2 separate regions of the Homo sapiens genome follow, and region 2 is linked to region 1. Evidence: chromatin contacts called from ENCODE Hi-C or POLR2A ChIA-PET data. All regions are on one chromosome and are shown on one strand. Each heading gives the region's core, a stretch centred on a gene start or an enhancer-like site at or near the end of the contact. The rest is flanking DNA. Distances are from core to core; before and after follow the strand shown. Region 1 holds the start of NOTCH4 (notch receptor 4). Region 2 overlaps TSBP1-AS1 (TSBP1 and BTNL2 antisense RNA 1).

The links. Hi-C counts contacts between places; a loop is a spot of excess contacts on that map. ChIA-PET counts read pairs that join two places held with the same protein, here RNA polymerase II (POLR2A). Pooled maps may share reads with other maps.
Region 2: a loop to region 1 is called in a map with no recorded cell type, with 5 times the contacts of the local background. The contact joins the enhancer-like site here to the promoter of NOTCH4 in region 1. A Hi-C loop is called at or near these places in 2 of 37 single-sample maps with no recorded cell type and 2 of 50 pooled maps. POLR2A ChIA-PET finds 5 or more read pairs at or near these places in 4 of 52 experiments (B cell, K562, OCI-LY7 and 1 more).

Annotation. Positions count from the first base shown.
Region 1 is chr6:32,222,353-32,225,316 of GRCh38, reverse strand. It overlaps NOTCH4 (notch receptor 4), which reads left to right and starts at 1,250. Exons shown (of 30, transcript NM_004557.4): 1 at 1,250-1,461; 2 at 2,231-2,312; 3 at 2,511-2,806. The coding sequence starts at 1,389.
Region 2 is chr6:32,270,033-32,272,996 of GRCh38, reverse strand. All of the region lies in intron 1 of TSBP1-AS1 (TSBP1 and BTNL2 antisense RNA 1), which reads right to left. Among named protein-coding and RNA genes, the nearest start is that of TSBP1-AS1, 16 kb to the right of the region's middle. Within about 2 kb of position 1,421, at least 3 of the 41 ENCODE cell types and tissues checked have a DNase peak (open chromatin) inside an H3K27ac peak, as active enhancers do; they include B cell and OCI-LY7, where a contact is called at or near this core.

The DNA of each region.
Region 1 (2,964 bases), core at 1-2,500:
GATTTGGATAATTGTACTATATTATGTAAAAGAATGTTTTGTTCTTAGAAAATTTGCACTGATGGATTTAAGGGTAAAGGGTATCTTGTATGCAACTTACTCTCAAATGGTTCAGAAAAAAATACAAATGTGTATTTATAGAGAAATAATGATAAAGTAAATGTGGTCAAATGATATTAGTGGATGAATCTGAGTGAAGGGTATCCTGGAATTCTTTTTAGTATTTTTGCCCCTTTCCCATGAGATTAAAAGTATTTTAAAATAAAAAGCTAAAAAAAGGAAGAAAGTGGTGCTGGTGAAGTATATTCCCCGGTAGGGGAAGGCTCTCAGGTGCACCAGCAGCAGCCATGAGTGCCTCAACACCAGGGAGAGCACAGCTGCCACTGACACCTTCTGCCACCCTGGACTCTCAGTTCCCTGTGCTACTAAAGGAACTCAGTGTGTGGTTGACCCCAAAGTTGTCCTGGGTTGACTCAAGAAGGTAGGATGAGCATTCTGAGGCAAAGAATTCTCTTTTGTGATTTTATTGACTCCAATTTTGCATTCTGACTGGCATTCCCTGCATCCCAAGGACCTTGACAGCGGAGGGAGGCAGAGATGGAGGAAGTGAAAACTACCCAAATTCAGTGTTTGTTACAGACAATTCAGACTGCAAAATTTAGGGTAGACTATGTTCATTTATCACTGATAATGACAGTCTTAACATTCCCCTACAACAGGAAGACCAAGATTTCCCCAAAACCGGCCAGCATCTTGCCCATTTGCCAGAAGGAGAAAAATAAGTCCTGGCAAGAGCCAAGATAAGGCCCAGAAGCCCCTGGGTTCCTTTAGCCAAGGTGAGTGGTTTCAAATTATGACAAGTTGCAGGTTCTCTGAGAAGCATCTGTAATAACCTGGCAAATTAAGCATCCTCTCCTGGGAGGAGGAATACAGAACTCTGTAACCACCCAATACCTGTTTCCAGGTCCTGCCCCTCCTGGGGCACAGGGCAGCCACCTTGCAATTCTCATCCCTAGAAAGGAGAGACCAGATCAACAAACAGCAGGGCTGGGACTGCCCAGGGGGTTCCGAGATTCCTTCTCCCCTCCTATCACCTGCCCTCCAGGCACACCGTCCTACTTCCCCCTACTTCCCCAGGGGTTGTCAGGGACAGAAGGCCCCTCCTTCATCCCCCCTAGTGTTCCTCCACTCTTCCTCCGCCCCCCATTACTAGGGTGTCCAGGACATTGTGTGACTCAGGAAACAGCTCAGACGTGAGGCTTGCAGCAGGCCGAGGAGGAAGAAGAGGGGCAGTGGGAGCAGAGGAGGTGGCTCCTGCCCCAGTGAGAGCTCTGAGGGTCCCTGCCTGAAGAGGGACAGGGACCGGGGCTTGGAGAAGGGGCTGTGGAATGCAGCCCCCTTCACTGCTGCTGCTGCTGCTGCTGCTGCTGCTGCTATGTGTCTCAGTGGTCAGACCCAGAGGTGAGGCATGGCGTGGGTGAGGTGAGGGGACCCAGCTCCCTTAGGAGGATGATCAGTGGGGTGGGGGAAGAGGGCCAAGCCCCAGGCCGTGTGAGGGATGCTGGATGGAGGAGATTCTCACTGCCCAAATAGAGACGGCCTCCAGGGAAAGACGGCTCTGCCCATGGAGCTGCTTCGGGCCTGGTGCCAGGGGTGGTGACTGCTGGGGGATGGGTGAGAGGGTGCCCACCTCCAGGAAGAACCTCGTCAGCACTGGCACTGGAGGACTCTTGCAGCCATAGGGAAGAGGGGAAGAGGGAACACACTGACCACCTGCTTGGGGAGGAGATGAGAGGGAAGCAGGAGATGGGGACATGAAAGGTCAGGCCTACTAAGCCCTTTCTTAGTCCAGCTGTCCCCACCCCCCGGATGGCTCAATGCTCGGCCTTTCCGGGAGGAAATCTCTTCGAAGTCTCAGCCATTCACCTCCCGGGAGCCACCTCCGCCCCTCTTCTGACCCCTGTTGTCTTGCTTCCGAGAGATGGAGTCCGAGGCTGGACTTGGGAGGCCAGAGAATAAACAGGAAAGGGGGGTAGGGATTAGTAACTGGGACGGAGGGCACTGGGGCTGGGGCTGGGTACCATGTGGAGAGTGGGGACAGATGTGAAGAAGAGGTGGTTTAGAGTACCTGTGGGAGCTGCTGTGGGCAGGTCTCTCAGGAGCACCTAGAAGAGGAAAGGTGGAGGCACAGCACCCAGGGCTTCCATTGCGCCTGCCTCTCCACCCTCAGGGCTGCTGTGTGGGAGTTTCCCAGAACCCTGTGCCAATGGAGGCACCTGCCTGAGCCTGTCTCTGGGACAAGGGACCTGCCAGTGAGTGTGCCTTGCAGGAGTGGGAGACTGGAGAGAAAGGGGGAGGGAGAGCAGGGGGGGAGAGGTGAGGAAGTGAGACCAAAGAAGAAAGAGAGGAAGTGAAGGAGATGAAGGGAAACAAATGAAGGCAGAGGAGGGAGTGGGCAAGAATAGGAAGAGGGACCAGTGATGTGAGTTTTCCTCTCCTCCCCTGCCCAGGTGTGCCCCTGGCTTCCTGGGTGAGACGTGCCAGTTTCCTGACCCCTGCCAGAACGCCCAGCTCTGCCAAAATGGAGGCAGCTGCCAAGCCCTGCTTCCCGCTCCCCTAGGGCTCCCCAGCTCTCCCTCTCCATTGACACCCAGCTTCTTGTGCACTTGCCTCCCTGGCTTCACTGGTGAGAGATGCCAGGCCAAGCTTGAAGACCCTTGTCCTCCCTCCTTCTGTTCCAAAAGGGGCCGCTGCCACATCCAGGCCTCGGGCCGCCCACAGTGCTCCTGCATGCCTGGATGGACAGGTAAGCGCTGCTGGGGGCAGCCAGGAGGGGACAGGCAGGAGCAATGGGCTAGGCTGTGGGTGGGGAAGATAGAACTGGAGCCTGAGAAACTGCAAGCCCTTTGAAGACAGAAGCCATGAGAATCAACATGCCAATTCTTGGCAATCCACTTACCCACA
Region 2 (2,964 bases), core at 172-2,671, 48 kb before region 1:
ATTGTTTTCAGCAGTGTTTTGTAGTTTTCCTTGTAGAGGTCTTTCACCTCCTTGGTTAGGTATATTCCTAAGTTTTTTTGATTGTGTGATTTGTTTGTTTGTTTGTTGCAGCTATTGTAAAAAGTGGTTGAGTTCTTGATTTGATTCTCAGCTTGGTCACTGTTGGTGTACAGGAGAGCTACTGATTTGTGTACATTAATTTTGTATCCAGGAAATTTGCTGAATTATTTTATCAGTTCTAGGAGCTTCTTGGAGGAGTCTTCTGGGTTTTCCAGGTATACAATCATATCATCAGCAAACAGTGACAGTTTGACTTCCTCTTTACCAACTTGGATGCCTTTATTCTTTCTCTTGTCTGATTGCTCTGGCTAGGACTTCCAGTACTATGTTGAAGTGGTGAAAGTGGGCATCCTTGTCTTGTTCCAATTCTCAGAGGGAATGCTTTCAACTTTTCCCCATTCAGTATTATGTTGGCTGTGCGTTTATCATACATGGTTTTTATTACATTGAGGTATGTCCCTTGTAGGCTGATTTTGCTGAGAGTTTTAATCATAAAAGGATGCTGCATTTTGTCAAATGCTTTTTCTGTGTCTATTGAGATGATCATGTGATTTTTGTTTTTAATTGTTTATGTGGTGTATTACATTTATTGACGTGCATATGTTAGACCATCCCTGCATCCCTGCTATGAAACCCACTTGATCATGGTGGATTATCTTTTTGATATGTTGTTGGATTTGGTTAGCTGGTATCTTGTTAAGGATTTTTGCATCTATGTTCATCAGGGATATTGGTCTTCAGTTTTCTTTTTTGTTGTTGTTATGTTCTTTTGTTCTTTCCTGGCTTTGGTATTAGGATGATACTGGCTTCATAAAATGATTTAGGGAGGATTCCTTCTTTCTCTATCTTGTGGAATAGTGTCAATAGGATTGGTACCAATTCTTCTTTGAATGTCTGGTAGAACTCAGTTGTGAATCCGTCTGGCCCTGGACTTTTTTTTTTGTAATTTTTTTATTACCATTTCAATCTTGCTGCTTGTTATTGGTCTGTTCAGGGTATCTAATTCTTCCTGATTTAAGGTAGGAGGGTTTTCTCTTCCCAGGAATGTATCGATCTCCTCCAGGTTTTCTAGTTTATGCACATAAAGGTGTTCATAGTAGCCTCAAATGATCTTTTGTATTTCTGTGGTGTCAGTTGTACTATCTCCCATTTCATTTCTACTTGAGCTTCTTTGGATTTTCTCTCTTCTTGGTTAATCTTGCCAATGGTCTATCAAGTTTATTTATCTTTTCAAAGAACCAGCTTTTTGTTTCACTTCTGTATTTTTTTGTTTCAATTTCATTTAGCTCTGCTCTGATCTGGGTTATTTCCTTTCTTCTGCTGGCTTTGGGCTTGGTTCTTGTTTCTCTAGTTCCTTGAGGTGTGACCTTAGGTTGTCTATTTGTGCTCTTTCAGACTTCCTGATGTAGGCATATAGGGCTAAGAACTTTCCTCTTAGCACCGCCTTTGCTGTATCCCAGAGGTTTTTGTAGGTCATGTCACTATTGTTATTCAGCTTGAATAATTTTTTAATTTTCATCTTGATTTCATTGTTGACCCAATGATCATTCAGGAGCAGGTTATTTAATTTCCATGTATTTGCGTGGTTTTAAAGGTTCCTTTTGGAGCTGATTTCCAGTTTTATTTCACTGTGGTCTGAGACAGTGCTTAACATAATTTCAGTTTTCTTAAATTTATTGAGACTTGTTTTGTGCTCTATCATGTGGTCTATCCTGGAGAAAGTTCCATGTGCTGAAGAATTGAACGTATATTCTGCAGTTGTTGGGTAAAATGTTCTGTATATATCTGTTAAGTCTATTTGTTCCAGGGCATAGTTTAAATTCATTGTTTTTTTGTTGGCTTTCTGTCTTAATGATCTGTCTAGTGCTGTCAGTGGCGTATTAAAGTCCCCCACTAGTATTGTGTTGCTGTATATATCATTTCTTAGGTCTAGTAGTAATTGTTTTATAAATTTGGGAGCGCCAGTGTTAGGTGCATATATATTTAGGATTGTGATATTTTCCTGTTGGACAAGAAATGCCACATTTTAAAAATAAAAATTATCAAACTGGATTAAATGGCAATATAAATGTCAGTTGATAGGATAGTTAATACTATACTCAACAATGTAATGAAGAGTAAGAAAGGGCTGGGCTTTGTGGCTCATGCCTGTAGTCCCAGCACTTTGGGAGGCCCAAGGGAAGAGGGGCTGGCTCTCACTCCCCGCATCGCGGGGGGCGCCTGAGATAAGGTGGATCACCTGAGATAAGGAGTTCAGACCAGTCTGGCCAATATGGTAAAACCCCGTCTCAACTAAAAATACAAAAAAATTAGCTGGGTGTGGTGGCGGGCACCTGTAATCCCAGCTACTTCGGGAGGCTGAGGCAGAAGAATCGCTTGAACTCAGGAGACAGAGGTTGCAGTGAGTCGAAGTCACGCCATTGCACTCCAGCCCGGGCGACAAGAGCGAAACTCTGTCTCAAAAAAAAAAAGTAAGAAAGAACTCAAACTTATACGTAGTGATCATGACAATAAGGAATTTTGTCTGTGTGAGCTCTGAAAATTTTATAAAGTTTTTAAATATGGAGTTCATGCTTAGTGATTGAGTTATTTAATGTCAAATGATATCTAAGCATTTATTTTTAACATTTCATTAATCAAGTACACAATATGTATTTAAGGAATTATGATAAAGTAAACCAATCTTCTACCCATATCACTATACCTATTTGATTCATCAAAATTTGTCCTCCCTAAATTCCATGTTCTGCAATGTGTTTAGAAATAAATAGTAAGGCATGGCGCCACACACCTGTAATTCCAGCTACTCAGGAGGCAGGGCAGGAGGATCACTTGAGCCTGGGAGTTTGAAGCCAGCCTAGGCAATATAGTAAGACCCTGTCTCAAAAATTAATTAATTAATTA